7 separate regions of the Homo sapiens genome follow, and regions 1, 2, 3, 4, 6 and 7 are each linked to region 5. A link is a loop called in an ENCODE intact Hi-C map of the cell type or tissue named here. Cell type or tissue: chondrocyte. All regions are shown on one strand. Links, peaks and the distances in the headings refer to the core of each region. The heading gives the core; the rest is flanking DNA. Region 1 has its middle 36 kb from the start of LMO4. Region 2 has its middle 270 kb from the start of LINC01773. Region 3 has its middle 160 kb from the start of LINC01773. Region 4 holds the start of LOC107985408 (a long non-coding RNA gene). Region 5 holds the start of LINC01140 (long intergenic non-protein coding RNA 1140). Region 6 has its middle 380 kb from the start of PKN2. Region 7 has its middle 48 kb from the start of LINC01773.

What was found. Hi-C counts contacts between places; a loop is a spot of excess contacts. Peaks named below come from ENCODE experiments on the same cell type or tissue, not always from the same donor. Only the 100,000 strongest peaks of a DNase experiment are listed, where the experiment ranks them.
Region 1: a loop joins it to region 5, with 2.1 times the contacts of the local background. A loop is called at or near these places in 40 of 110 quality-filtered maps.
Region 2: a loop joins it to region 5, with 2.5 times the contacts of the local background. A loop is called at or near these places in 4 of 110 quality-filtered maps.
Region 3: a loop joins it to region 5, with 8 times the contacts of the local background. A loop is called at or near these places in 19 of 110 quality-filtered maps.
Region 4: it touches region 5 in a loop (3.0-fold over the local background); 2 of 110 quality-filtered maps call a loop at or near these places.
Region 6: it touches region 5 in a loop (5-fold over the local background); 20 of 110 quality-filtered maps call a loop at or near these places.
Region 7: it touches region 5 in a loop (5-fold over the local background); 61 of 110 quality-filtered maps call a loop at or near these places.

Annotation. Positions count from the first base shown.
Region 1 is chr1:87,290,826-87,295,361 of GRCh38, reverse strand. No RefSeq gene overlaps it. Among named protein-coding and RNA genes, the nearest start is that of LMO4, 36 kb to the left of the region's middle. In chondrocyte, for the core only: CTCF peaks have their summits at 2,005 and 2,235 (motif pointing left); no DNase peak of the experiment used is centred there.
Region 2 is chr1:88,178,737-88,183,015 of GRCh38, reverse strand. No RefSeq gene overlaps it. Among named protein-coding and RNA genes, the nearest start is that of LINC01773, 270 kb to the right of the region's middle. RefSeq lists a silencer at 2,340-2,389. In chondrocyte, for the core only: CTCF peaks have their summits at 2,101 and 2,319 (motif pointing left); no DNase peak of the experiment used is centred there.
Region 3 is chr1:88,059,663-88,064,198 of GRCh38, reverse strand. No RefSeq gene overlaps it. Among named protein-coding and RNA genes, the nearest start is that of LINC01773, 160 kb to the right of the region's middle. In chondrocyte, for the core only: CTCF peaks have their summits at 2,311 and 2,510 (motif pointing right); no DNase peak of the experiment used is centred there.
Region 4 is chr1:87,500,130-87,504,665 of GRCh38, reverse strand. It overlaps LOC107985408 (a long non-coding RNA gene), which reads right to left and starts at 4,305. Exons shown (of 4, transcript XR_001737795.1): 1 at 4,206-4,305. In chondrocyte, for the core only: a CTCF peak has its summit at 2,706 (motif pointing right); no DNase peak of the experiment used is centred there.
Region 5 is chr1:87,129,719-87,134,254 of GRCh38, reverse strand. It overlaps LINC01140 (long intergenic non-protein coding RNA 1140), which reads right to left and starts at 4,490. Exons shown (of 3, transcript NR_026989.1): 1 at 4,261-4,490; 2 at 537-641. In chondrocyte, for the core only: a CTCF peak has its summit at 2,340 (motif pointing left); a DNase peak (open chromatin) is centred at 2,228.
Region 6 is chr1:88,300,956-88,305,491 of GRCh38, reverse strand. No RefSeq gene overlaps it. Among named protein-coding and RNA genes, the nearest start is that of PKN2, 380 kb to the left of the region's middle. In chondrocyte, for the core only: CTCF peaks have their summits at 1,970 and 2,172; no DNase peak of the experiment used is centred there.
Region 7 is chr1:87,952,181-87,956,716 of GRCh38, reverse strand. No RefSeq gene overlaps it. Among named protein-coding and RNA genes, the nearest start is that of LINC01773, 48 kb to the right of the region's middle. In chondrocyte, for the core only: CTCF peaks have their summits at 2,570 and 2,782 (motif pointing right); no DNase peak of the experiment used is centred there.

The sequences.
Region 1 (4,536 bases), core at 317-4,316, 160 kb before region 5:
TTGTCCTGAATCACAGAGGCATTTCCTTCGCTGAATAAGGGATGCCTTTTTGAGTTAGAAGACAAAGACAATAAGAATTGTAAAATTCAACAAGTTATCCAGTAGTTTTGGTCTTTGGCATAAAAGTTGAGCTTTCACTTAATGTTGTGCCTGACATTTCTCTTCAAAGGAAAGTAAATTGGAAGTTTGTTTCAAAGTTATTTCCAGAAAGAAAAACAAAGCAGAGGGTTAACTGATTTGAAAGCTTTAGTGGTAAGACACCTACGAATTGAATTTCTAATTGTTTTAGTTGTAAATCACATTTAGAAACATATTTATGTGTGTGTGTACATTATGTATATACACACACACACATTTTTATATATCTGTATATCTGGTTTGATGTCACAGAGATTGAAGTTCTTTGTTCATACTAATGCCAGTATGTGAACAAGAAGGGAAATCTCTCACTGTAATTGCCCGGAGGTCAGGGTCACGAAACCCCCGTGAGACCTTGTGGCATCCCCCTTGATTTCAGCCCTGGGAACAGCCGTCTCTGGTGGTAGGGGGGTAAATAACTCTCCATTTGTTTGACAAGACTTCCAGCTGGGGTGTCATCAAGTGTCACTTGCTGGGGCATTGCTGTCTCTCTGCACCCCCACCCCCACCACAGTCCCTGCCTGGTCCCCAGAGGAAGGGACTGAAACCAGCCAGGCTCACAGTGGCCCTTCATTCGCTCATTCATTCATTCCTGTCCTCAGAGAGGGGGTCCTGCCTGCCGGCTCCTGCTTCCGTGTCCAGTTGTCCTCAGAAAGGTGTCTAGGTGTGTCCTCCTCTTCAGCTCTGGGTCCTGGACGGTGAGGAGCAGAATGTCCGGTTCGTCTTGGGAAGATATTATTCCTCTGCGTTGCCAGCAGCATGCATTCTAACAATTAAAATTTCTGTTTTAAGATAAACAGATTTTTTTTTTTACCTTTAGGGCATTCTGCAAGTGATTACGTGACACTGATTACATGAACGGTTTCCAATCATGGCCCCAGTTTTGGAGTCTGCCACCGGGAGTTAATGAAATCAGATTAATTTGTAAGTCTGGAGTCTCAGAGAGCTAAAACTTATGAGCAGAAAAAAAGAATTGGGAGCTGACTGTGGTTTCCCGCAGTAGTGTCCTTGCTAAATAAATGCTAGCCTCGTCCATTTTTCTTCATGAAGAGTAGGGAAGTGTTTTCAATAAGAGGGTGGGAAGCCAGTCATTGTCATTAGAGCCATCCGTGAGTGCTGAATGCTTTAAAATTCAGGCATAAATACCACACAGGTATCTCTTGCAGAGTTGACACAGAGTGTCCTGTCCACCCTCCCCACCTCACACGCCCACCCCCACTCATAAATGTGCGCCCCTTCTGGCCTTGAACATTTGTTGGGGTTTGGATAGGAATCCGGCTACTCTTTCCCATTGCCATAATTATGTTGGTCAAGGCCTGTGTTCTTGACAAAGAAAACATTCCTCTAACTCAACCTGAGTAATCCTTAATGAGTCCTTGTATCTTGTGATAAATTTCATAATTATTCAGCCCCTACCACTAACACCGAAATTCATCAGTCAAAGCAAATTAGCCGAGATTCATTAGAATAAGACATCTAGTAGGCACATGTACTTTATTAGCCTCTTACACCAATAGTTTTAATTAGGTACATATTTCACAGCTCTCGAGCTACTCCAGTGAAGGGCTGCCTTTATCTCTTTTATTTACAGTAACAAGCTATCAAACACACACCACCATAATTAAACTTGGATATAAAAAACTTGTTTTATTAATGGCAGCCTATTCTGGCCTTGGATTTCTGAAACCTGCACTAGGCAGATATTTTTATTAATTAAATAAATATTATTCAATTAAACTGAAAAGATGGGGTGACGTGAGAGGGGCGAAGAGCTCGGTTTAAAAGTGAGATTCTCTTTTTTCTTCCTTGCTGATGGTTTCCTCTGTCTCACCTTCAGCAGGGGAACAAACATCTCTTCATCAGATATTTTAGTGATGAGAAAAGTGATTAAAATCCAGAACATTTTTAAATTATTAATAAGGAATTTAAATGATGTTATAAAAAAGGAAATACAAGAGAAAATGTTACACATTCATAGAATTTTGGCTCATGCATAATAAACAGTAGAAAACACTTTACTTATAATACTATCCAAATTAAAGAGGCAAGAAGCCCCCTGCTTTAGCCGTGGGTAGTAGCGTCAATAAATGACAAATGGCGCCATCTGCTGGTACTCCGATTAAACACTTAATTCAGAGCACAATTGTCAGAGCAATCAGTTCTTGGGTTGTCAAAACAAAAAAGTGATAAAACTCTGTGCCTCCTGATATTTTCATATGGTTAGACAAGGTATAACTCTGTAAGAAAGACAAAGTTAGACCTTAACATCCAGAGGCTTCAGGCAAGACACTGCAGGGAGATCTCTAGCCTTCCTGGTCTCTTGAGCTCTCTTTGAGCTCTCCTTGAGGTATATGCAGAAGGATCACAGCCAGGTCCTTAAAAGACAACATGCGTGCAAAAAAAAAATAATAATAATAATAAATTTTAAAAACCCTGCAAATCACACACTCATTTGAGGGGCTGCCCTTGAGCCCTGAATTCCTGGGTTGCCGTACCACAGAGCACACAGGACTCTAGGAAGCTACCTTGTGCTGTTTCTCGCAGATTCTGTGACACCATAACCGCCATTCCCTAGTCCTTCTCTGGAATGGCTTTTCTTCACTTCCCCTCCCACCTTTCTCTTAGTTGTTTGTGTCTCTGGTGCATGAATAAGAGATTCCTCACTCTTTAGACCTCTCGGGGGCTGGTGTGAAACCAATGAAATAACATTATTTTAATATAAATGATCATATTGATTGACTGAACCCATTTACACAACTCATTGAACAAAAATATATGTGCAATAACTTTAAATAACATCTTTTAAAATTCAAATCCTCAAAAAGAAAAAAACTTTATCCATTATCCCACCTTCTTCAAAGAGTCTCTTTAAGCCTGACCAACGAAGTCAGTCCTTCTGAGGCCACCAGCGCTCACAAATTGAAAATCTGCACTTTCAGACACCACAGTCACTGGGACCTTTCTTCCTGGCCACATTTTGGCATAAAATATGAAATTAGATCATTTTTAAGATTCCTTTATTGTTGTTATAATATTTTTCATAAGTAACAGATGACAGAAAAAATAATTTACATTTTTATAGGATATTATTTGGAGGTTATTGGAATAAAAATATTAACAAAATCTGAGTAAACTTGTATTGCTTCTGCCCTTTCTGTGAGGTAGGACTGAGCTAGGCTTTTCCAATGGGACCTCCATGAGCACACAAGGAGGGGTAACTCCAGCTATAGGCTGCATGATATGTGGATGATAATGTGGGTTACTCACATTGTGTGTGTGTGTGTGTGTGTGTGTGTGTGTGTGTGTGTGTGTATGAATTACTCCAAGTCCCAAGTCCACCTGTTCAGGCTTATATCTCCTATGAAAATAGAAAACAGCATAGGAAAAACTTCCTGCTAGGGAGAATCTCCTACCCTTGAAATCCTCCTTATTGTGGGCAAATAGTCCCTTTCAGTTCCACAGTTTTCCTGCCAGGGTACTGCCTTCCTGAATGGCCCTCTGCCTTGAATAGGGGTCCATACCTACAGGCCACTGGTGGCCCACTGTTTGGCAGCACAGGCTCCATCCCCAGCCCTCAGGTCTCTGCTTTTCTCAGCCCACCCTTTCAGAGTCACAGATCATTCACCGACCCCGGGACTCCAATCCTCAATCAGCAAGATTCCTATACCCATTTTCTGTCTCCCCTATGCCTCCTTGCTGCTTACTGACCCCTCATGCCGCCCTTAATTTTAACTTTTATAGGAGCAAGAGGCTGACTTAAGATCTAGCCCCTGCCCAGACACTTCAAGGTGGCCCTCCCTCTTCTCAAACTCAAAAGAATGAACAGAAATGTGGTCACTGGACATCCCTGATATGAAAGGAATGGAAAAGAAAGAGGCTGGGATGCATTGAATGCCTGTGGTGTGTCAGGCTCTGGATTAGAGCTTTATTAATGACTCAGTGAAGCCTCACAACAATCTTACATAAATGGGATACCATCTGCATTTTATAGATTTGGAGACTGAGACTCAGAGAGGTGGAGAGACTTGCCAAACATCTCCCAAGCACTACAGGGCAGAGGTGGAGTCTGACTTCATGGCACTGCACTACCTCCCCAAGGCAAGGTTGAGCAAAAACTGCTTCTCACCTGGCACCTGCTTAGAGACCTCTGAGGTGCCCTGTCCAGCCTCACTTGAATGGCCTCACCATTGCTTTTGACAGGGTTGAACACTGCCTCCTTGTAACATTCCGTGCCTCCTTCCTAACTCTCTGCCTCTTCCTTCTTTATCTCTTGGGTGGACTCCTCTTTCATCAAAAAACAGTTTCGTTGAACACCGATGTCGTAGAGTTCCCTTCTGTCCCTGCTCTTCTCTACAGACTCACTCAGAGTTGTCTAATTTACCCCCATGGCTCTAAAGG
Region 2 (4,279 bases), core at 1-4,000, 1.0 Mb before region 5:
TTTGTGAATTAATAGATTGTCTATCTGAGGTTGTGGGTTAATCCATGATTAAACTGATCAGGGCTTGAAAATACTGGATAAAAGGCACTGTTATGTTGCAATAGTCAAAACAAAGAAGTAAGATGAGGACTATTCTGCAGAAAATTCAGGCTAATGTCTTTCTATATGTCTACAGAGCAAAGCCAAAAAGCTAATACAAACCCAAACAGACCAACCTGTTGTCATCATGGATGAAAAAAAGGGGCATCAGTTCAGTGTTTAAGACTGGACTGGAAAGCAGAAGAGGCAGTTCTAGTTCCAGTTTTAGTGCCTCCCTTTTTATAGGGGCCTTCCTCAAAGGGTCACAGGCCAGCAGGAAAGCAAGTCATTTTTGGGTTTTGTGCCTTCTGTTTGTCTGTTATCTGTGAAATAAGGATGAAAACACCCTTTGTCATTCTGCTTCTCATTGGGCATTTGGATAGATGGATGAGACAATGAGTGTGAATCAGCTTTGAGTTCTTCAGTGGAGAGGTGTTCTAGAAATCCAAACTTACATGTATTGTTTCAGAATCTCAGCTATCTGCCATGATGTGGATGGCTGTCAGCAAGCCACAGCACCTTCCCACACACCGAAACTGAGCATCCTCTAACCTGCCCGAAAGGCAACATTTAGCATCATTGTGGAGACCCACTTTAGGTATTGACACCTTGAAGTAAGATCCACTTAAGTGCAAGGTTAAAAATGGCTCTTTTTTCACGTATCCTAAGTCTTCCACTTGTACAAATGAAAATAAGGAGATTTATGAAATGGCAATGCAAATCTTCATGCTAATCAACAGAGTTTAGAAAAAAATCAGCCAGGAGCCCTGAACATGCCAGTGGCAAGTGTACTGTTTCAGCCTGCAAGAGATAAAGTACACTGGTGCATATCGGTTAGTCTAATTTATTCAGTCTTTGCCATATCACAACCTTGTGTTTGATTTTCTTATAAACTAATAATTTCTTGAATGAATTAATACTGCTACAGCCACTAGTACCTCTACCTTGTAGAAGTTTTTTATTGTTGTGTATGCAACTAAATTGAAATATCTTTCACTTGAAATATTGACTTTAATATCTCATTTGAAAAATTCATGAAGCCTTTGATGTTAAATCCATACTCAATTTAGCCAAATGCCATTAGAATATGCAATACGCCTGAATACAGAAAGCATTATTGTCTGTGTTTCTGCAGAAGAATTACATTTTATGACTGTAACGTCAGGATCTTTTTTGGATTTGTGCATGAGGAAAAGAAAGGGAAAGGCAGCACATTAGATGCAAAATGAAAAGTGGTATTGATTAGGCTCTCATTTACCCACTCTCTGCTTCATTCCCTAAATGCATGGAAATAAGGGTTGTGCCACTGCAACTAACAATGCTCTATAATGAATGGAACAATCTTTAGAAAATTAGTGTGAGCATGTATGATAGTGCACAGATGTTGCTCGGAGTAACTGTCATACATTTCTTTTACATCTCCATTTACATAAGTCTCTTTATTTCCTAATAGTATCATAATAGAAACATGACAATAGTTAATGATTTCATAAAACATGTAATGTAAAGACTGTCAGAAAGGTAGAACGTTAATTGAAACCTATAGCTATACTGCATTAGAATTACATTTCCTAAATGAGTCATGTTAAAAATATCCCTCTTGTACCATGAAAGACAAAGACAGGTATTTTAAAACAACAACAACAACAAAAACAAAAACAGAACTCACGCTTTCAGCAGATTAAAAATTTTCCCCCCAGTAAAACACAGACCAACGAACATTGCGAAACCCACTGCATGCTAATAGAATGTTTTTTGCCTTTAGTAATTTATGGGCACTTTCCCCCATCTATCGATCACATTTTAAAAAGTAAACTTCATTAACATTTTAGAGTATAATGGCTCCAGAAAATGTTTGATTTTTATCACTACTAAAACATCATCGTGGTGTGTGCTTTCGTGTTAGCTGGTGCAGGAAAGGTATACTTCTTTTTGAGTGAAAGGGCCTTCGTCACCATCCATGTTTATTCAGGTATCTCATGGTGCCCTGAAGGAAAGAGCTCAAGGGTCATGCTATGGACAGGCCACGCTGTTTTTAAGAGTACAAGAAATACATTTATGAAACGAGGGAGGAAAAAGAATGGAGCAGAGAAAAGACAGGAAATGGCAAGTTCCTTACTCGATGAGATAACTGACTAGCCAGAAGACTAAAGATCCTTTTGAGAGTCTTTGATGCAGTCCTTGAGCTCCAGGATGTTAGGCCCTGGGCTGCTGCCTGCTCTGTAGCACCATCTGCTGGTCAATCTGCAGTCTCTGTCAGCCTGGGTGGGGAAGTGAACTGCTCCGCTCAAGACAAAGGTCGCTACTGACTTCAGTGTTAACAATTTACTCCACATTGGTGGGGGGAGGAACTATAGTTATGTTACACAAGGCTAGTAGGAATGGGACTGGATATACAGAATTTAACAAAGTGGTTACTCAAAACATCTTTTTAAAGGAAAGAAAGCAAAGCCTTTTTTTTTTTTCATGGAGAGGAAAGTATAAGAATCCCATGGATTTTTAGAACAAGACTAAACCATCTGTGCAAGAAAATTTATTCTCACCTTGATCCTTCAACATCTTGTGTATCTCCCATTCTATTAAATTAAGGCATTACTGAAATATGTTTAAAATTGAGCGCCATCCATCATAGAGATTGAGTTAGAATATCTACATAATATTTACACATCTCAACAGGAAAAGTAATTTTTCTTTTCAGTAGTTATCATTTTTGAAAACCCGGGTTGACTTGTAAGCCACCGTCTGTCTCATCCCTTACAAAGCATTTCCTCAGCTGATGCATTTCACTGATTTGATCTCACTGATATGGTAATAAAATCATTGGTCACTCAGACACAGAGCTGGTAGCCATGTGTTGAATCACCTGCTGTTAATTCAGATAGAGGTATACAGATGGGACTCAGGGACCCAAATGTGTTAATCTGAGAAATCCCTCGGCAATATCCCATGGATTACAATATTGCTGAAATATCCGGTATATAACTGCAAGTTAAATACTTCTAGAATTAATTATTAAAAGTGTATTTACCAAGGTTTAGCAACTATTTAATACGTGTTGCTTCCCAATGGGAGATTAGCCTATCTAAGGGCTGTGGAATCCTGGGGCCTTTGGAATTTATTTAATAAATGATAAGCAGCTGATTAAAAATAAATTAAATGCTAGTTAAAAGTATTTAGGGAGCTCGTTTAAAGTGTTTCGTTAGTAAGGAGTTTCCCCATCCCCTCTTTATTGTTTTAGAATTATTGACCTTATATATTGGGGTAGAAAACAAGATGGCTACCAGAGAAGAACTGTGTGAATAACCACATTTCTTAACTACATTTTTTCTTTTCTGACAGTTTTGTTTTTTAAGGTGATTTGGACTTTTTTTCTTTTTCTGAGACAGAGTCTCACTCTGTCACCCAGGCTGGGGTGTAGTGGTGCCATCACGGCTCACTGCAGCCTGGACCTCATGGGCTCAGCAATCCTCCCATCTCAGCCTCCTGAGTGGCTGGGATTACAGGCATGTACCACTATGCCCGGCTAATTTTTTTTTTTTTTAAATTTTTAGTAGAGATGGGATTTTGGCATGTTGGCCAGGCTGGTCTCAAACTCCAGGCCTCAAGTTATCCATCCGCCTCGACCTCCTAAAGTGTTGAGGTTACAGGTGTGAACCACTGCGCCGGTCCCTTAATAATTTTTTTTTTTAACCTCATGAAAATAGGTATCTTAATGCAACAGAAACTTGGAAAAAATTTTGGATAATAGGTTTCCCAGTTACAGGCTGTTGTAGGATTCACCTATACTTTTTCTGTTTTTATCTTGAAATACGTATGTAAGTATCCCTGCCTATTTTCCAATTTTTTTTTTTTTTTTAGAGCTAGAGTTCCCATAGTTAGTACAGGGAAAAAACCTCATTCTCTCTTATATAGTCATTTATAGAAAAAAATGTAAATCATAATTTATGACAAAATGATTTGAATTGTTCTTTCAGAGGTATTGAGTGCTTATTATTGTTATTTGCTAGCCATTATACTAGGCTCATTCACATACTTTCTTTTTGAATTCAGTTTTTAAGGAATTGTCACACTTACAACTTTATATGCATAGTATACACAATGCCAGTCTGCTTAAGCTTGAATCAGAAGAGTTCAAGAGCTCAGACGAACACTAATCTTTCCTTGTATGGAGTTTTCGGAGAAAACAGAATTATTTTGAGGC
Region 3 (4,536 bases), core at 306-4,305, 930 kb before region 5:
GTATAATAAAGAGGCATTCAAGAGATAATGATGGAGAAGTGATTTTTAAGAAAAATGCAAAAAAATCCTAAAATTGAAGAACATAACTTCAAAATATAAAGGCCCTCAATGTGCCTACAACAAGGATTGGAAAAATGATTACAACAAAGTGAATTATGATGAAATTTTAGAACACCAGAGATAAAGATGTGGCATTGGACTTCTATATTGCAATATTGCAAGCTAGAAAGGAGAAAAACAATAATTTTAAGTTTGAAGGGGAAAAAGATTTCTAAATTCACCTTTTCCCTAGAAGCGACTAGAGGATATGTTCCAACAAAACAGGGTTGTTAAAAAACAAATCTAACATTGGAGACAGGATAAAGTAATTCCCAGGATGACTCAACGGCAAATATAGGAAGCAATTACTATGTAGCAGGCTTAGAAGTTGCCAGTACAGATTGAAACCAGAAAATGTAGAATTCTGGGAGTTTTGATGAGAGCACAGATATATTACTTATTAGGTTTAACTGGATGGGAAGTTGTATTAAGGGGCACACTTTGGAATATGAGTGAATAATTAGAGATAAAAAGAAGCCAAGCAAAGGAAAAACAATTATTAATTTTAGAAAATAAGCAGTTGTACAAGAAAACAAAGTAGTGTCAACTATTTGGCTTATGAAGGAAATATATGTGTATAGTAACAACAATAGCATTATACATGTGGATTTAATTCCAAATTGATAAAGCTCTATTGCAAGGATTGAGGGAAGAGAGAAAGAGGTTGTGTGCATCTGTGTGGTGTGTGTGTGTGTGTGTGTGTGTGTGTGTGAGATAAAAGCTAAGCTCTTTATCTACCATTATAAGAGATCAATATATACTATTTAAAACTAATAAATCACAATATAATTGGTCAGGAGTAGACATAATAAAAATTATTGAAAAAGTGGCTGCTCTTGGATAGTAGGTAAGCTGGAGACCAGAGGAACTAGTAGTTCTTTTAAAAAAAAAAAATGCAGTGTTTTTATCGTGGTTAATTTCTTAAACTATGTACTCATGTTGCTTTGCTTTTTAAAAAGTTTGTAAAAATTTCCCATCAATGTCACTTGACCACCCCTGAGGCTATCAATTTTGCAATGCCTCCTCTTTCTGTCTCCAAATTTTCCCTTCAATTATCTGGAATTGGACTAATTCAGTATTAGGTACACTAACTGTTCCTAGAAAGCTAAGAATTTATTCCCACAGTGGTGCTTTTTTTCCATTCTGAGCACAGCAAACATGTTATGTAACTTGGAGTTTCAACAAACACCTGGAAATCAGGCTGTATGTATCGCTCAGATGAGACCAGACATGAGGAGATTGGTAGTGACAAGTGTTGTCACTTCTGTCTCTGACAGCAGGCAAGTGGCAAGCTGTATATACAAGGTCTGATACTATGCTCTCAAAATGAAAAAAAAAAAAATACAAGTGAAAAGTAACATTTCAGTAAGAGCTACCTGAGAAAATAATGGCAAATTACACGATTTAGCTATGCTCTTAGCTTTCATAAAGACCCAAAAACTACGAACTGAGCAGTAGAGCCCTAATTAAGTCTCCTCTTGATCTTCTGTGTTGCACACCCAATTCTCAGGCTGCATTTTATAAAAGCATCATATCATCCTCTAATTCAACTGTTCTTTTTCCTGCCTGGCTGTTGTTTTTTTAATTCCCTATTTTTTTCCTTTGAGTAAAAGGAGGTTAATGTGAGTCATTAAGAATTAAAAAACAATTACACAATGAAAGAATATTTCAGATGAATTTTAATTAGAGCCTAATTTAATGGGACTTGAACCCAGCACACTGGAAATATATAGCAGTAACTTTAGCCATTAAATTGCATGGCCTTTGATTAAACTCAGTGGGAATTTAGAGAGATTATTTTGGCTGCTTGAAGGCACCATGTTTTTTCCATTAATGCCAGAGAAATATATTGAGGGACTAAAATATTACTAATAAAAATAAATGTGAAAGTTGTAAATTTCAAACAATGTAAGACTCATAATTGATACCTGGATTTCCAAATGTGTATGTGACATTTCATTAAGCTTAAAGCTGAAGACACACTGCATTATATCTGATCTCTTTAAAAAAGGAACCTAAATATTTCTACAATTTGTCATCCTTTGGAATCTAACAATAATAAGTCAGAGAATGAGAAAGGGTCTGTTCTAAGCCAAGAGAAAGCCCCCATGCAAGCACTCTGGCCTGATGCTCACATGTGAGGCATTACCATGACCTCCCAGCATTCCCAGTTGTTCCACAACCTTCCAATGGGTTGTTTTTCATCCATAAAATGGGAACAGTGAAATAGGCCATTTGGATGGGAGACCATGGGGTAGATTAATTAAAATTAACACCTTTATCAAACATTTTCAGGAATAGTAATGCATGCTGAGAGTTGGAATTCACAAAGGGATCTGAACTCATTATCTTGGAAATAAGTGATTCCATGTGGAACCACTAGGCTGTATGGCCTTCAGAAATGCCCCTGTGTTTTCATCAGAGCTCAGTCAGCCACTGGAGGGAGCCAGTATGACTCTCAAGGCATAGTAGAATATGATGAACTGGTAGAGAAAGATAATTTTAAGATGGCATGTAAGAATGACAGAATTTGAACAAAATCCCTTTTATTTATTTATGCCAAAATCTGTGTGAATGTAAAATGCCATCTTGATCATGCTTTATTTATGGTGTGTGTTTTTCTTTTGAAAAACAGGAAGGAAGGAAGGAAGAAAGGAAGGAAGAAAGGGAGGGAGGGAGGGAGGGAGGGAGGAAGGGAGTGAGGGAGGGAGGGAGGGGAGGAGAGGGGAGGGGAGGAGAGGGGAGTGTTGGCTGGAAGCTCTTCTCAGCCTGAGCCTGGTTCCCAGTGGCAAGTGCATGAGGAAAGCTCAGAGGGTGGAGCAAACCTCAGCACTCTCCTGACCTGCTGTGGCACGTTCCCTGACTTGGCTTGCCTGTTCTAATCTGGACAAGTTTTAAAAGGCTTGTCATTTGGTGCAGCTAGAAATCATGCCTGTGCATCTCCCATGAAGAGAGGGATGTGCAATATGTAAAATTCCTAAAGACAATTTTATTTATAGCTGTTGCAAACAATGTTTATACAAAGTTTATTAAATATGTCACCCACATTGATTTATTCCAACCAATCTCTTCAATCACTAATATTTATGTGATGGGTTCAGTTGCAACAATTATTTTATATGCTGTAGAGTGTGTTATAACTAGGGATTCACCCTGGCAATTATATCAAAGATAAAAAGCTTCCTGAAGACCTCAGGGCAGGCCAGGAAGTATATTATTGGACACAAGGTAGTTTAAACTGAATGCCACAGCACTAAATTTAGAGTGAGAAATGTGGAGCATCTTATGCTTAAATATTAAAGCTAGTTTCGTGTCCTTTCTGCCGTACCCTTGCTGCTGGGAAGGTGGTAAGCTCTTCTGCACATTCCCTTTCCCACATTCAAATCGTGGGACTGGAAATGCTTTTCTTGTCATCTCCTTGAATTTCAGTCTGCTCTTGCTCCTCAACAGCATTTGTCTAGTACCCAAAGTGGGCAGAAGAGCCTACTTGGCATTTACAAACACCTACAAAGGAAAGTAGACACATGTTAGTTGCCCGCAAGGAATTGGCTTCTGATGTAAGTGACTGAAGCACTGTTAACAAAGAAACCAGAGTTTTGTAAAGAGCCTGAGGTAACCATTGAAACTATAAGATGACAAACTCAACAGAAAAAAACAAAGTTACTTAAAACCACAATTGAATGCAACTTCTGTTTCCTAGGAAAGACTAAATAGCTCTTTGTTTGGCAAAATTGTCTTGACAGACCCACTTTGGTTTAGAGAGTAAGGCCTCAGGGTATGGTATGAAAGTAGAACTAAAACAAAGAGGTAGCAAAACCATACTATAAAAGAAGTTATAGTACTTTGGGGCTGAAGTTCACTGTGGAAAGGAGAGGGAAAGAGGTTGGTATCTAGGAAGAGAAAGAGGGGTGAACAAGGAGGAGGAGAAGGTGATGGCCAACAAGGCTTTGTGTTAGTAAGGCTGGAACATGACCTTTAAGCACAGGTATGTGTAATATTCAGTTGAAATGCTTTGTTCTCTTGTAATATACGTTTCTCATCTTTTCCTCCAATCAATGTTTTGGGAAGTAGGAAGTCTGAACTTAATTGAACAGTTTCAGAAAATCACATTATAATAATCAGGAAACTGAGATACTTTGGTCAAATCAGGAATGCCCGGTCAGAGACTGGAAGGAATCTTCATTGAGAGATGAGGGCTCACCTTAAAATAATTTAAATCTCAGGGCACAGGAATGAACCCTTTTGACCTAAGCATAGTGCAACACTTTCCCAGAAGATGAATAGGCTCTTCTAGTATTTCAACAGCAACTCTGCTTCTATTCTTTTTTTCCTTATTATTATTTTTGTTTTATCTAAAAAACATTTATTTTTCTGCCAAGAGAGGTTTCTTCCCCCACAAACTAAATCTTCCTCGTTAGATGACATTGAATTAGAATT
Region 4 (4,536 bases), core at 328-4,327, 370 kb before region 5:
GCAAATAAATGGCCTATTCTCCCACCCCTTCAAGTCTTCACTCAAATATTCCTTTTTCAATGACACTATATGACCACCCTATTTAAAATTTCAACCACCATGCTGCATTCATTGCTTTTCATCTTGCTAAGATAGTTAATATGTGTTAATTTGACTGAACCACAAGGTGCCCAGATACTTGGTCAAACATTATGCTGGGTGTGTGTGAGCATGGTTTTGGATGAGATTAACATTTGAATCAGTACACTGAATAAAGCTTATTTCTTTCCCCAGTAGATGATCCTCAATCAATCACTTAAAGGCCTGAATAGAACCAAAAGTCTGACCTGCCCATGAGTAACAGAGAGCTCCTTCTGCCTGATTGCTTCAGCTGAGATATCGGCCTTTCCCTGCCTTTGGAATTGAACTGCAACACTGGCTCTTCTTGGGCCTCAAGACTGCCAGCTTTTGAACTGTAACCACACTATCATCTCTCCTGGTTCTCAGGCCTTTGGACTCAAATCAGAAGCATACCAGGGGCTCTCCTACATCTCCAACTTGCTAACTGTGATCTTGAGACTTCTTAGCCTCCATAATCACATGAGTCAATTGTTGGTTCTGCTTCTCTGGAGAACCCTAATCCATCACTCTACATCTTTGTTCCATTATACATATTGCTTCCCAGCATATTAAATAATTTATCGATTATATTTTTGGTTTATTATTTATTTCTCCTACTGGAATGTAAGTTTCACAGAGCTCTTGTTCATTGCTAGATCTCAAGCCTGGCATCTAGTAGGTATTCAGCAAATAGCTGTTGAAAGATGAAAAAATAAATCTAATCTGCCAAGTGGAGGTAGGTACTGCGAAGAAGAATAAAACCAAATAAAGGAACTTGAGGGGAACAACAGCACTTCTTTTTATAGAAGGTAGTTAGGTCCTGGTGGGACAATGGACATTACTACTGGGATATAATGTTTATCTTCCAAACTAGGCTATCTTTCTTAATCCTGAGATCCTTGCAGATTCACATGGAGTTATAAGAAATAATACAGAGAAATCTCATGTATCCTCTACCCAGTTTCCTTGAATAGTACCATCTTGCAAAACAATAGTACAATATCATAATCAAGATATACCTATTGATACAATGTACAAATCTTATTTGGATTTTCCAAACTTAACTTGTACTCATTTGTGTGTGTGTTTGGTTTTATGCAATTTTTCTCATGTTTAGGTTCAGGTATCCACCACCACAGTGGAGATATTAAACAGTTCCTTCACTACAAGGATCTCTCATGTTGCCTTTTAAAACCACATCCACCTCTGCACCCTTTACCCTTACCCTTTTCCAATCTTGGGCAACCACTAATCTGTCCTCCATTTCTATACTTTTTGCAAACTAGGATACTTTTGAAAGCAATTGGAATACTATTAATAATTATGGCAGGACAACTGGTTAATTAGCACTGTCCCTGATGAAACACATGTGGCCATCTCTTTATTATAGAACAATCATGATATGGTTTGACTCTGTGTCCCCACCCAAATCTCATCTTGAATTGTAATCCCTATGTGTCAGGGGAGGGGTCTAGTGGGAGGTGATTGAATGTTGGGGGCGGACTCCCTCCTTGCTGTTCTCGTGATAGTGAGTGCATATTTTTTTATATACAAGGCACACCAATGAGTACTTTTTAATTAATCACAAGATATGGTTGTTTGGAAGTGTGTGGCACTTCCCCATTCACTCTCTCTCTTTCTCTCCTGCCGCCATGTAAGAAGTGCCTTGCTTCCCCTTCTGCCATGATTGTAAGTTTCCTGAGGCCTCCCCAGCCATGCGGAACTGTGAGTCAATTAAATCCCTTTTCTTTATAAATTACCCAGTCTCAGGTAGTTCCTTATAGCAGTGTAAAAATGGATTAATACAAATCATAACAACTACATCTAACAGTCATGGAATGGGTTCAGCATGCCAGGCACTGCACTGATCTTTGTCCACATTATTACTTTTAAAACTCAGAAAAAAGCATGAGGCCAATACTGTTATCGTTCACATTTTACAGAGGAAGAAACAGAGGCAGCGAGGCATGAAAACACCTGTCTAGGGTTACAGGGTATACAGCTTTCAGAGCCAGGAATCATAACCAGGTCTGTCTTGTTCTAAAGCTCGCCTTTTGTAACTCCTGCACATTAAACAAATAATTACAACTAATTTATTAAATAATTACAAGTGAGCAAAGTGTTTTGAAGGAGAAGTACAAAGGGCTACTGAAGCATAAAATGGGAATTGGAAAAATACCTACCTCGCCCAGAATTATTGTAAGAATTAAAAAGTACTCATTGGTGCACTTTGTATATCAAAAAGAACCTTTAAAAATGTTCTGCATTGTCAACATTTATACCAGGAGAGATAGTCTTATATGGACCTTCATCACCTTGAATTTCCAAAATGTTAAGTGCCATCTCCTTAACAGTGCAATAGCTTTCTGTATATACTTTGGAATACTGACATAGAATAATGAAATTTAAATTTTTAAAAATCTACAGTTTCTGACAGCAACCCAAAGGAAGTATTCACCCTGACATCATAAACTGTATAGTAGAGTTAGCCCTACAGAAGAAATTGTCTATGATTTCCCCCAGAAGTGAGGATCCATCACTGAGGGAAGGAGTCTTACAGACTCAGAATCAAGTGGGATGTCCTGGAAGAAAAGCAAACGAACAAAAGGCCCACTAGGTGGAGTGAAATGGATCAGGAGCAATTATGTTCAATTTTACCTTAAGTTTTCTCAAAAGGAGGAGCATTAAGAATCAGCCACTTTAGTACATACTTAAAGTTCAATATTACATTTAAGAAAATCCTTGTTATCTTAACGTGGCACTGAGAAAATACTATCAAGTACAGCACTTGGACTAAGTTAGAACATTAAATACATAAGATCTCATGATAGAATTATCCTCAGACTTTCCAGTTCTAATCTTCTAGTTTTACTGAGATCTGATCCTGTGCCCACTGATGAAATATCAGAGGAATGGGATCCTGTAGGTGAAGATCATCAGCTTATAAAATCCTGTTGCCATCAATGGGGGTGGCAGGGAAAGGATGAAGATTGGTTAAGGGGCCAGTGGACTCAGCATTGAAATGAATCATGGACTTGAAGCCAAGAGACTCAGTTTGTGTCCCAGCTCTCTCAAGCAAAGCCCCCAAGTCCCAGTTTCCTCATCTATAAAAAAGAATAAAAATACTTAATGGACAAAGTTGTGTGGGAATCAAATGGGATAAAGTCTTATATAAATAAAGTCTTATATAAATAAAGGCATTCTTTTCATCTGAGAAACTGAAGAAAAAGATGCCGTGAACAAGAAAGACAGGAGAAAAGTTTTTTTTTTAATGAAGGATAAAATGATGAAATCCCCCCAGGTATTCCTACAGAAAGGCCTTACCAAGAGCTGTAGGCATATGTCTGGTCCTAAGGTCCATTTTGGAGTAGCCCAGCACTCAGCCTGGAAAAATGGACACTGAGAAATATGTGCATCCCATTTTTCTAACTAGCAGCATTTTGATCCTGTCTTATTATCCATACCCAGGCTAGCACACATGATTTTTTCTGCTTGCACTTCAGGAGAAGGTAGGCAGTGGACAAAAGGTGGGTCATTCTCATGTTGACCAGGTTTCTGTTCCAGTATCACCCTCCCAGATAGGCCTTTATTCACTCTAAATAGATTACACTGTCTTAAATAGCTACCTTTCCTGCACACAGTCTCTTACTATGCCATTTGCTGTCAAAGCTCTTCTCACTCCCTGATATGATTTTGCATGTTGATTTGCTTGTTCATTGCATGTTCCCTCACTACAATATAAATGCCTTGCCAGTTTTGATCACTACCATATCCGTAAGGCCTAAGAATGTTCAGTACATACTAGGTGCTCAGTAAGTACCTTTTTTTTATAAGTGAATGAATGAATTCTATTCTTGTCCTATTCCATTGACATTTTCCTGTCTTAGCTGCCTTGGACAGCTCTGAAAGTTCTTCTGCTATTTTGCACACTATTGTCTTTCTCTGTCATTTGAATCTTTTCCTTACTTAGTTTGGGTTCCTCCAATAGTAGAGCTTGAGACAAGGGTTTGGATACCTGTAGTCTATTTGGAAGGTGATCCCAGGATTGGAGAGAATAGGGAGAGTAAGAAGAGAAACAAAGAAGACCCAACAAAAAAGTGCCTTACCTGGGTTGCTGATGTGGGCAGCAGGCACTCAGTTCCATCTGGATTTCCTGAGAGATATGCAGAATACCTCCCAAAATACAGAGGATGGAACATTAATTCACACAAACTGAAAAGTTTGAAAAAAAAAATTAGTCCTTGCCCTTGAGAAAACTTTACTCTGAGTAAAAATGAAAACAAGAAATGCTTGTGATGTATTCATTGTATCAAAGGGAATTAAATTTTATTGAGTGCCAAACATGGGCCAGGCCCTGTACCTGGCAACTTATATATATCATCTTATTTCGTTATGGCAACAGGACCTGCCATATATCAGGCTGCTACCATTTAACCA
Region 5 (4,536 bases), core at 208-4,207:
GAGGGCCGGGAGGGAGCACAGAGCCCAGTCATCTCGGGCTCACTGTCACAGACAGTCCTTACGGCTGCAGTGGAGTTCACAGTCCGAGCTGGAAGAAGGGTCTGCTTGCCCTCAAAGGATCCCAGCAGGAATCTCTGTCCATAGAAGAGTGAGGTGACCAATCCCAGGGGCTGGTGAGGTCTCTAGAGCTCCTTACCATCTGTGGGTGACACTGGACCAGGATTGGGAACAGGGTGCAAGCGTGGCCAGAGTTTCTCCTTTTGGTGTCCCAGTTCCTCGTCTACAGTGACCTGCCAACCCCGTGATATTAATGAGATAAACATGTTGGGAGGGTTTTTCAGAGGTGTTAATTGGGGGTAATGTTTAACTCATAAAATGAGGATAGTCATTCTCTAAACCAGGAATTTAGATAGGACTTCCCTTATCAATACCTCCTGCTGCTTTTTAGCTGCTGCTTTTTAGCAGCAGGAGGTATTGATAGGTAAAGGAGTATCTGGTTTGGTTTTTAGTCAAAGGGATGGTTTAGCCATACTCACAATGAGAATCTTTACAAACTGGACTGACTTTCACCAAAAGCGATGAGATGGACTTGCTGCCACATATAGGTCCATGCCGATGAGATGGTGTAGCAGTATCTGGTGCTGGAAAGGAAGGGGCCTGTGTAAGAGTCCCATCGTACCAACAAGGAAACTGACCTGCCCCAGTGTTACACCGTTTATCCCCAGCGGCACAGCCACATCCTGAATCCTTCTTCAAGAGTCCTGGGAGAAGAAAATAAGCCCCGTTACCCTCTCCTCCTTTCTGTCTTGGAGAGAAGAGGCCTATAAAACACTAATAGTGCAGGGGAAGTTTTTTCTAATTCCAAACAAGGTGGGAAAAGCAGGAACCTTTTGATTTCTGTAAGATCAATTTGGTGAAGGGCTAGCACGGAAGTTTAGACTGGACCATGATAACAGTTACCCTTTACTGAGCCTTTTCACTTGCCAGGAGGACACTGTAGATGCATAATAGTTCATAATCCTCACCACAACTCTGTGAGCTAGGAAGTTGTATTCCCACTTGACAGAACAGGAAACTGAGGCTCAAAAAGTTAACCAACTTACCCATAGTGCTAGAGCTCACAAACAGCAAAGGCAGGATTCAGACACCTCAAGGCAGTGAACAGGCGGCCCCTGGTTCTGGTCCTCCCTCTCCCGTTCTCCTCTACCCAGGCTTGATGCTGGGTCCATCCTCCCTTTGGCCTCACCATTAAAGCTAATGCTGACATTTCCATCAGCTTCCCAGTCTCACACTCCCAGGAGTAGCAACATGTATCAAGCCCTGGCGCAGACATAGTCCTTACAAAAGGCAACTTCTGGGGAAGAAAAAGAAACTCCTTGTTCTCCGCTCACTTTCAGAACTGATGCCCTGGCAGACATGAAGCGTGCTTTCGGCACGAAGGAGGAAGAAGAGGAACGCGCAGGGCTTGATTCCCGGTTCTCCAGAATTCGGAAGTGGAAGAAGCCTGGGAGTGACAAGGGACCCCAGATCCGGCCTAAACCAGCGCCCTGGGGTCAAGCCCCTGCGTAGTCCTGGACAAAGGAGCCGCGACCTGGAGGGGGGACCGGGAGAAGGGAACGGAGACCCCAGTGGAGCCAAGGAGCCTGGATGGGCAAAGGAAATGGGCGACGGGTAAATGGAGATGCAGCCGGGGATGGGAGAGGACGACCATCGACTGGGAAGCGGAAACCCCCTTGCGGTTTGAGGGCCCTGAGGAGGGGAAGCGCCCCGCACCCGCCCCCCAGCCCGCCTCCAGGGGTGAAGGACGGCAGGGCCTCCCGAGGCCGCCGCGCCGGGACAGCCTGACCGAGCAGCACCGAGACGAGGCCGGCGCCCACCGCCCCTGCCCGGCCCCCGTCCGCTCCTCGGGCTAGCACTAGGCCCCACCGTGCAAGCGCACTGTGCATCGCGCCTGCAGCCTTTCGAAAATAGAAAAATAGGGAGTATATGTAGTACCCCACACCCTTGTAATGATGCCGCTCCAAGCAAATGAGTCCTTAATAACAACAGGGTGCTGGGGGCAGCGACCGATGGGGAGCAAACAGCCTGGCCCTGTGGTGTAGAACTCGCGGCAATGGAGACTCCCGACACTCCATGTGGCACAAGTCCCAGGTCCCGGCGGGCCAGCATCCGGCCTTCCCCGGCGAGGAGCCGGGCTTCTGACGGGAGGGCAGGGTGGCGAGAGGGCGCCAGCAGGACGCCTGACCTTGCGTGAAAAACCAGAGAATTCCACAGCACCGTGGCGAGTGCTCCCCGGCTGCGACCGCGCCTCGGGCCGCGAGGATGTTCCTATGGCGCCACCTAGTGTCGGAGGTGCAGACAACGCTCTGGCGAGGGCTGCAAGGACGGCCTGCGACCAGCCCTGGAACCTCAGACTTAGGCTGGGACCTTGGGATGGGTCATCCCAGGGGCTCCAGCTGTGGACGAGTGATGCCCTTCCAACAGGCAAAAAGCCCCCCAGACGTCTCTCTCTTCCTGCTGCAACCAAAGCTAAAAAGAAAATTTGCCAGAATGAATGGAATAACTGACGGTCCCCTTCAATGAGACGTCCATGAGGTGATGTCTGGTTTTTCCTAAATACAATGGCCAGTCGATTATTAGTTCATCCAGAAAAAATATAGATGCTGTCATCGTATAAACATGAGTCTCCACATAGAACTGAGCCTCAGACCCGCTGGAGGTGCTCTGTCTGGGAAACACTGAACTAGAATTTTGGGTGGAACGAAGTAGAAGCTTTACTTTTTATTTAACAGTAGCCTGAAGACCTCCTGCAGAATAATGGAAAGGATAAAGACCTGGGAGCCAGGATACTAAGGTTCTGGCATTAGCTCTGCCCCCCAGTTGTCTGTTTGACCTCGACCAGAGGGAAACAGTTTTACTACCTCTCACAATACTGTGCAGTCTGGATTGGTATCTCCATGTAATCAATAAGGAAATAGGGGCTCCAGGAGTTTACCCAAGGCCGGGCAGCAGATCAGTGGCCAGACCAAGCTTCAGCTGCACGTCTGCCCGACTCTGAAGAGCACGTTGCCTTCACAAGCCATCAAATCCCTTCGTGCTTTGGCCTCTTCATCTACCGCTTGAAGGGTCTGTACCAAGTGGTCATGGTTCCTTCCAGATACAGCAAACCGTGATTCTAAGGTTTCACTGATCCCTTAAAATCCAGTTTTAGTGCTCACAAACCCCATGGTGATAACAAAAGAGCCTTTAAAAAGGATTTATCCACCTATAAAAACCATTAGATTTTATTTGGGGCTGTGGGCAAAGAACACCAAAGCAAACGTGTTGGAACATCAAACCTCCTTTAAAATTTAGGGCAGCAGGGACAGAGGAGAAAATCTGCACAGGGCAAGGAGGGACAACTTACAGATTCCATGGCTGGAACCAGACTGCGGGACACTATTTATCTGCCATTGGCTTCCTGGGGGATAATTGCCTCCTGACAATTGTTTAGACTTGATAAATACATGAAATGGGACCGCCAACAGTTTATCTGGCTACCAGTTCAGATCCGGACAGAACCAGATGAAGAAGTCAGGCATATTTGCAATAACCTCAAAGATAAAACCTTCCTATCAGAGGCAGCTTATCTCCTCCTCTGGGTCATGCTGCCTAGTAACTGCCACCTCCAAAAGAAGGAAGGGGAGAGCACTTCTAGCAGGGGGTTCACAGTGGGCCTTGCTTGCCTTGAACTCCCCTTCCTGCCCACACGACAGGCCACCTGTCTGGCAGCAAGGGAGTGGTACTGTGCCCTGATCTGGAAGGCTTAGGAAAGATGTTGGCAAGGAAAGTGGAAGTAATGAGCAACTAGATCCCAAAGCCAAGGTCACCTAACTCTGAGATGAATGCGTTCCTTGTGGGCTCTTCCTCTGTTTCACATGGACAAGCTAAAGGAACTTCAGGCCTCCCCAGCAAAGATAACACCATGAATCGCAGCTCACAGGAGCTGGGACCCTGCTGGGCTACATACTCACCCCATGACCAAAGGCAAGTGGGACCTCTGGGCCTCAGTTTCCTCACCTCTCAGGGGTTTGAGCTAAATAATCCCTAAGATCCTACTGAGCCATTTTATGGACTGGAATCAAACCAGCCAGACCTCTTTATGGTTTAAAAGAGGCCAGAGGTTTCATCGAAGAACCATCTCCCTCCCTTACATTTTTCCTCAGCCCGCTTGCTTTTCTCTTCTCCCTCCCCGACACCTCTCATTTGCCGGCCACAAACCTCCATCCTCCAACTCCTTTCCAACGTCAGTAGCTGGCTCCACCAGGCTGGCTAAGGAGCGAGGAGACCATCACCTCAGAAAGCAGCCCCGCTGGGAGGTCCACGGAGCAGTTCGCCGAGCTGTGCACAGGCCCTTTATTTTCCATCTGTCAAGAAAGGAAGCTGCCTGTTGCTTATTTCCTCCTCCCACTCTTCTCCCTTCCCGCCAGCAGACTCTTCCACTTTCAAAATATTCTGATGGGGGATCACAGGAGTTTTCCTCAAACAAGATCACTT
Region 6 (4,536 bases), core at 180-4,179, 1.2 Mb before region 5:
GGAAAATAAAGTAAGTGGGGAAGCATTCATATTAGTAAACAAAGGAAGAAAAGAAGACAAAACCAATAGAATAGAATAAATGATTGATTTGCTTTAGGTAAGAATGACAGAAAAATATGAGTTAGCATGGACTATAGATTGAACAGATTCAACAATGTAAATATAAAAGCAAGGATGATATTGAAATATCTAAATAAAAGTATAGCATATAAGAACAGTAGTGGTTCATCTTCCTAGGATGTCAGATTCCCAATTGAATAGTGTATCTTTTAAAGTTCTTTGGTTTTTATCAACAGAAATAGACCCTGGATATTATTAAGGATTATTTCACTCATAAGTAATAGAAAATTCTATCAAAATGCCTTAAACAACAAAGGAAATCTACTGCCTCATATAACTAAAACTTTCAGGCTTCGGGCTAATTACAGTATCTCCAAGGATGTGGTTTCTTTCCTTCCCCTGTAGTTTTCACAATGTTGGCCTCATCCTAAGACTGGTTTCTCTTGTGATAATAAGGCAGATGCTGACACAACTAGGGCTTCATGTCCATGTCTAATTATTTTAAAATAATTCCCATTGAAGATAGAAGTAACCTCTTTCCTAGAATCCCCGACAAACATGCTCTATATTTGATGGGCCTAAATTCAGTTATATGTCCACTTCCAAACCATTTGCTGTGGCCAAGGGAAGAGGGCATGATAATTAGCTTGAGCCAATCAAGATCTGCTCCTAGAGACAGACATGAAGTCAATTCCACACCAATTGCATGACTAGATGTCTAGAGCCTTGTTAGGAAGAAAGCAAGGGAGGGAGGTGGTTTGTATGTGGGAGAGACAATCAGCTAATGTCTATCACATTAACTTAAAGCAGGAAATGAATGTCTTGGGAGGCCTAGAGGGTAGCTGTGCCTGATGTTTCAGTTTCCTGAAGAAAAGGCTGGAGAATTCATCACAGAAATAGGACATGAACTAGGTCAGCTACTGGGGTCTAGGGGTTGAGGTAACAGGAACCATTTGACAGGCATTTCAGATTATACTGCCAGAATGCCCTAACCTCATTGCTTTCCCATTCTTGTTTTACTCTGCACAGGAGTCAAAGTCACAGTGGAGAGAGTTGGCCAAATTTGGTTCAGGTGCTCACAATTCAACTAGGAGAGCTCGTAGAACATAGACTGATGGTCCCACTGAACTGTTCATAATGGAGAAGAGATACTTGCTCCCAAAGACATTGGGGGTAGTTTTCTAAATAAAGGTTAAAAGGGTCTGGTTTTCCAAACATAAATGTTCACTACAAGTATTATTAGATTCCAAATATAAAAGGGTATAAGGAACTCAGAATGGCTAGATTAAATAAAAAGGATAATTACCAACAAATAGTTTTGACTGAAAATATGTCTGTTCATCAGCTTTTTACTGAGTGTCTAATATATGCAATGTGCTATGTGGATGCTACAATGAATTGTAGAGGTAGGAGGAAAGGAACTTAACCCATTTAAAGAGCATGCAATCTGACACCTTATTTTTAAGGTGAGGAGAGGAGAGCTAGACAGAACAGGACAGTAGTGAGTATTACCAAAGATGGACTAGACCCCTAAACTGCATTATTCTAACCCATCTAGGGTCTTTCTGTTATGCTTTACGTACTCGCTTAGTTGCAAAAATGGTCATAAACCAAACAAACTTCAGAGAAAGGCAGAGAAAGGACCCTAGTACTATCCCATGTTGGAGGCAAGGCTAAGAAGTAATGGGAATGTCTTCCTCCTTATCATCAAAATGGGCAGCATCAAAACCCATTATTAAGACCCTAACCATCCAGTCACTTCAAAACAAGAGCCATCAACTAAAGGGACTAGAGAACTCACTTCAGCCAAAGGTCTGTCAGTAGAGAGGTGGTGGCCAGTGAAGGTAGTGCTTGGCACTTTTTTCCTGAGAACTAAGAAAATTAAAAATAAACTACTGTCTGCTCCAAATAACTTCCATACAGCTATGCAGCAGTACAGAAAAGGGTGAGAAGTGTTGGATCAGGGGCAGGTTCTCTAACTTCTAAAGGTGCCTTCTGCTGCTAAGATTCTGCAGCTTCAGGCTCTTTATTGTATTTTAGTTCAATAAGATTTTTTTTATTTTTTTTAAATCTGTTTGCTACTGTAGTACATTTAAACATCAGCAGATGGGGCCCTTGGTTCCTGTGAAGAATGCCAGGGCTTGAATTTTGTTCTCGTCTGTGCTCTGCGTGAATTTTTCTTGTTGCTTTTACAGCATGTTAAATTTGTACTCTTTATAGTTCACAAACCTTTATTTAATCAAGAAAAATAAAACTCACTAATGGCAAGAGAACCTTTTTTTCCTCTTCTACTGTTCTATAGAGATAAGTTAGATCTGTTTACAAATAGAAAAATGAGACTAACATAATACTCAGACAACATGATTCTGAAACAGCAACAGAAGTCAATGTTGTAATTAATCTGTTGTCCTTAACTCACGAAGCTATGTGGAAGGCTTTTGTTGCATGGACCACAGGTGACAGTTTGGTTGCATCCAAGGTTACTCTGATTCTGCATTATTTTCTCTCCTCTCTCCTGAATTTCGTTTTATGAAGACATTGTGTCAATTGGCTGGTTTTTAGCACTTGCCAATGATTATTATTTTTTTAAGTGATGTTTGTCGATAGTCCATAAAGGGAACAACTGGTCATCTGGTCCTTGCACCTGTTCAAGTGGGTAAGTTTCAGCTTCTTAAAGGTGAGATTCTTTCCCACCAGAAATGTAACAGTCCTTTGAGGAAGGAGTGTAGTTTACTGGGCAGGAGAGATGACAGCATTTGGTCCTCATGCAGTCCTCTCTTGATTTTCTCCCTGATTTTTAACGTGACCTTGCTCTTAAGGATTAATCACTGTTTTTCTTGTGCCTCCAAAATGGGATGACCCAGAATTTTATTTGGTGGAAAGTACTGTGAGGTAACCAGAACAAAATGGTTCCTATGTGCAAAGCTTGATTATATAGATACTTATTTCAATGTGCATGCTGCATCTGTGATTAGTATGATTTAATTGATAGTTTGAAAGAATCTTCCTTAGTTTAATATTTGTTGTAAATAAATGCTTATGCTTGGACAGGTCTTAATAGTGGACTTAAAATACAACAAGAAGAAGACTAAAGGTTTATTGGTGATGGAAGAGATAAAATTGGGCCTCTTTTTTTTGTCATTATTCTGAGTTTAAACAAATAGATCTGTTGTCCAACATCATTGTGCCCTCTTAAGAACTGACATTTCAGTTTGAAAGATGTCCTATGTATTTTAAGGTATATTGCAGATCATACTCATTTCCAAATTTAGGTCTTAAATAGCTAATAAATCTTTAAGAATGAAGCATCTTCATTGATAACATTCTGTGTGTGTGTGTGTGTGTGTGTGTGTGTGTGTGTGTATATATATAATTATATATATATAATTTTTTTTTTTTGAGACAGAGTCTCACTCTGTTGCCAGGCTGGAGTGCAGTGGCATGATCTTGGCTCACTGCAACCTTCGACTTCTGGGTTCAAGCAATTCTCCTGCCTCAGCCTCCCAAGTAGCTGGGACCACAGGTATGCACCACCACACTCAGCTAATTTTTGTATTTTTAGTAGAGATGGGGTTTCACCATGTTGGCCAGGATGGTCTCATTCTCTTGACCTCATGATTCACCTGCCTCGGCCTCCCAAATTACAGGTGTGAGCCACCACACCCAGCCTATACTTTTATAAATGTGTTACCTAATGTGGCAAATTGAGATGCAATTTGCAGATTTAGGATTTGCAGAGTTTACACTGATGAAACTAATGTATTACTTCTGGGTAGAAATGATGTTTGCCTGTGGTTAGCCTGAAGCAAATTTTAGGGAGGAATTGTTCATTTCTTTCCCCCTTTTGTGCTGACAAGCTAAGTGATATATACGGAAATTGTGTGCACTACTTGTGCCTTAGTCTGAGGAACTGCTTATGGGCAAATTTCATTAGTACTTGATTAGTACTTGTGCTAATTAAGCCAGGCACAATTTTGCCTCTGGTATGATGAGTTAAGGCTGGACTGAAAATGTGGCCCTAAATGCATATGTTGGAAGCCTGTAACACCCATATAATCCCGTAGAAAATTCTCACTTGACTCTCCCATCAAGGGTCTAAAAAAGTGGAACAGAGTACTCCATTTCCAGTGCAATTTGAGTTCACTCAGATATGTGATGTGCTAATGTTTAGATTAAGCAGATGGCAAGAAAGGCAGTTGTTAGCTGAGGATTGTTTTTCTCTTTCTGCATATTATTTTCAAACAGTTTAAGAGGTAGGTTACTCTACCTCCTCCCTTTGCTTCTCCCTGAATTAAGAAACATTTAGAAATCCATGGTTCTATTGTTATCATCCTATGCGCCCACGTGCACCCATTTTCTTTGGGTTGTGGTATAAGAATGGTCTCACTGTTTGGTGAGAAAGCTTTGCTGTTTTTGTGATTTCAAAGAAAAAGGAGATAGGTCCTGGCTGAGGCAAGGAATAAAGAGGTGAATTTG
Region 7 (4,536 bases), core at 308-4,307, 820 kb before region 5:
GTAGATTTTCTTTGGATAATACAAATTTAGTTTGTTCTATACAGTTAAATTAATTCTGCCCTATCTTGTATACAACATATGTGATGTAGTCATTGCTCAATAAATAAATACTCATAATAAAATATAACTTAAATAGACTAGTATTAAGGAGTTCTCCTTTATAAAGTTTCTGGATTTCTAAAGTGCATTTCAATGTCCGTAAATTTCCAATTTTTTTCTAAGTAGTTTGCTTGGTGAAATACTAATTTATTGACAGATGTCAAATTTATCTCAAGTATGTCCTACTGATGTCAAAAAAATGACCAGCACTGCATTTGGCATATATTCAGAAATTCTTAACTCTTCCTAATTGATTAACGGTAATAACGGCCCCTGGAATGCCCCCACCGAGTCTGTAGCTAGCCTCACAGTGATTCACTATGGCGTCACTGGGAGAGATGAAGCCCAGGGCTGCAGTGGTGCCAGTTCATGCCTTTTCAGTGAGAAGGCATTCAGGTTACACAGAGTGTTAATCTGGCCACAAAATGGGAGACGGCTAAGTCTGCCTGGAATGTCTGGCTGCTGGTTGGCAGACGCAGCCCTTTTTTCACCTTGGATCTGCTGGGCTAAGGATGCTTTCATAGTAATTTTCCAATGTCTTCCTTGATCAGTGGACTGCAGCATTTTGTCATTTTGCAGATTTTGTTTTCTTCATGGGTTATTACTTCCACTGAACTGCACTTAACATCTATTAGCTTAGGTCTCCAGAAGATCAAAGTCCCTCTGTATCTGATTATTCTGCTCTTTGCAATTTGTGTCTCCCCCTCACCCTATCCCCTCCCCACCAATGCAGAAGGCTTGCACGTTTACAGATTTGGTTTCAGTGCTTTCCCCAAATCGTTTATAGACATAAAAGCATCATAAATGGGACATCGTGTCTCCGGAAAGAAAATAAGAGAGAAAAAGTGAAGACAGCAATAGTTATTCTTGTATTATTTCCATCTCAAAATGAATCTTTTAAAACTCATGTTTAAATATTTCCCTTTTTGAAATGAGATGGGTGAGGGAGTGAGGAAGAAGTACTAATGTCACAGAATTATGCTAATGTTATAGAAACAAAATTCCTGTTGAGATTTATTCTCTTTACTAAATCACTCTACCCCACTCCCACTTTTCCAAAGCCCTGTCCCATCTCCTTACATTTTAGTTTAAAATATTTGCATTGTCTTTTTTAGGAACCGGTCCACAAGGCCAACATTCCATTCATTTTATGGTTTATTGTTAAGGTAACCTTAATAAGTAGGTTCTGATGGAAGATTTTATTCCCTTTCTGAACTTTTAGTAAATGATAATCATTCTCTAAATTTGGTCTCACCGCTGTGATGTACCAAAGATCCTCTATCAAACGTCGACCCTGTCTCATCAATAGGCCAAAGCTGGCCCCATCAAGGCATTTGCACCGGCCCTAGAAAGAATATTTTTAGACGCTACATAAGAGGCCCAGTGTACATCTATCAGCAGACTTGAAGTGGGTGCTTGTAAGTTGAGACAGGTATTAGAAACTCAAACTATGTTTGGCAGCTAAAAAAAAAAAAAAAAAAAAATTAAGGAAATTGGAATCTGAAGAGAAATAAAGACCCAGAGCCTTTTTTGCAAGGATATTTCCTCATCAGAAATACTCAACACTATTCTCTATGGTGAATAAAGAAGCCAAAGCAAGAAAGGAGAGAGAGAGAAAGAGAGAGAGAGAGAGAACGTGTGAGCTACAGCAGGACTTCCCAAACCTGAATCTGTGTGCAGATCACTTAGGGACCTTGTTGAAATGAAGACTATGATCCAGCAGGTCTGGAGTGGGATCTGAGAGTCTAAAATTAAATTGCTCACCAGTGATTCAGATGCTGCTGGGCCCAAGACCACATTTCAGTAAAGAGTTAGTGTTTCCTTGTGTCCCTCCACAAATCTGACACTGCAAAAGGTCACTTCACTCCACCTGGCACACCTCAACCCCTTGTGAAACACTGGTCTCTGAAGAAGGATGATGAGGAGCCCTAGAGCAATGGCCCTTTAACTTTGCTACATATTATGATTCCTTGGGAGATTTGAAAACTCTCCATACCCAGGCCACACCCCATATATCAATTAAATCAGAATCCTTCGGAATGGGACCCAGGAATGAGTATTTTTAAAAGATTCTCCATGTGATTCCAGTGTACAACCATGTTTGAGGACCAATAGCTTAAATAAAAATAGCACAAGGAGAAAAAAAACAGCCAACATGTGTTGGCTTCTTCTATACAAATACATGGCTTTGTGAGAAATATATACATTTTTTTTCTTTAAATCATTATACTAAATCCCATTTACAGACCAGGAAAACGAGGCAGAGTTTACGTAACTTGCCCCCAGTAAGAGCTGACAGAGCTGAGATATTCTAGGATAAGACATATGATGGAGGAGTGGAGAGCCTGCTGGTTAGTTACATTTGTGTGTGAATTCAAAATTTTCTTCTGTTTGTATATTTGATTTTAGCCAACAGTTTGGTAATACCATTTAAAAATGTCAATCCTCCTTTTTTGTACTCCCCCACCCTCAAAAACCTAACACTGCCTTCCTAAATCATTCATTGCCTTTTCTCACATTTGCCATCTCTTCTCCTGGGCATGCTTAGGGTCCTAGGCTCTAGAGCTAAGGTGAGTTGTCTTCAGTTGCTGGCTCCTGGAGCTGACTTGACTCCACCCAAGTCGGTTATACTTTGTCTCACTTCAGTTCCTTTGGCCTCTCTTGCCCCTAACTGGGCAGCAGGGGGAGCTATGACTACCAAAAAAGAGCCTGTGAACTGCCCCTAAATATGATTTTCATGTCCTTCCCTAAAGGAAGTTTATCCTCACAACTCTTCACCTCAAAGCTAACGCCTACTGCCTCAAACCCCAGAGAATGGGTAAATAGCCCATCTAGGCATGCAGATAGCAGCGAAATCAGAAATCAGCAAGCTCTCATGGGGCCCAAAGATGCAGAGACAACTGAGAGGGGCCACGGCCACTCAGTAGTCAGTGTGATCAAGGTATAGTTCAGCAAAAAGACATAAATAGTAAATTGCATCTTCCTGAAGGGTGTTTCTCATTCAAGAAGGACCGAACAACTATGATAAAATGTGTAAAATACAACCATGAGCTCCCCTTTTTAACTCTGGCCAATGACTTGAATAAAAATTTTTATATCAGTCCTCAGTTTTCCCAACTTTAAGTGGGTATATGTCAGGCCAATAAATATTCATTTAACTTAGGTTGTAACTGTATTAGAGGACATACGGTTTGGTTATGAGTCAGGAATCCCCCAAACAACGTTATCATGTTTGAGGAAAATTGGAAAAATCCTAGAAAGAGAACATTCTTTTAAAATTCACAACAGGGCAGGATGCCAGTTTGCCACTAACCATAAATCCAGAGAGGCTGTTTCCCAAGCCTGAGACAATTTTCAAAATTGCTGCAGCTCAAACCCTCAGACCATGATGTTTTCTGAGGAGATCAAGGTATGTTACTACAACCACATGAAGACGTTTAAGTAGGACTGAAAGTTAAATGTACCAACTCATTTCATAAGAAATCTGGCCAGGAGCAGTGGCTCATGCCTGTAATCCCAGCACTTTGAGAGGCTGAGACGGGAGGATCACCTGAGGTCAGGAGTTTGAGACCAGCCTGGCCAACCTGGTGAAACCCCGTCTCTACTAAAAATACAGAAAGTTAGCTGGGCGTGGTGGCAGACACCTGTAATCCCAGCTACTTGGGAGGCTAAGGCAGAAGAAGTGGTTGAACCTGGGAGACGGAGGTTGCAGTGAGCTGAGATGCTGAGATTGCGCCATTGCACACCAGCCTGGGCAATAAGAGCGAAACTCCGTCTCAAAAAAAAAAAAAAAAAAAAAAAAAAAAAAGAAGAAGAAGAAGAAAAAGAAACCCTCACTCTCTCCCAACCACTCTGAATCATGCACACAGTTCATCCTCCCTCCTCAACTCTGATCTGAGAAGTCACCAGGGGCAGGGTGACGAGTATTCGATGCTATTTTTTATCCGCAATTAGAATCTCTTTAGATTTTCTGCTCTACCCTTGCTTCTGGGGCTTCATCTCTAGGAGGAACTGAAGGATAAAACCCAGAACTATTCACCTTAAACAGATTTTGACAACCATGATGCTATGGGCTTCTAAAGTGTTGCCATGAGTTGATGAATCTCTTGGATAGTTGATATGTGAACTTTGTGAGGGGGCATCCTGGTGTCTCTCTGATGGATTTTCAGAGTATGAGATATATAGGTTTGAGTCACTAGAGCAAGTGCTAGCAGTGTGATGTGGAAATATATTCAGAGCTTATTAACCTTAATTTTACTTACTCTATTGTTCACAAATATGTCCTAATAGTGTGTGAGTTTGCTTCTCTTCTCCTGGTTGCACTCAATCTAATAGAAGAACTGGGCTATTGCAATGGAAGCAGACAGATTAGTAGTGGCACAGATGCATGCAAAAATACACAGACAAGGCTTCGCTCTGTAGTTGGAGCCTCCCTGG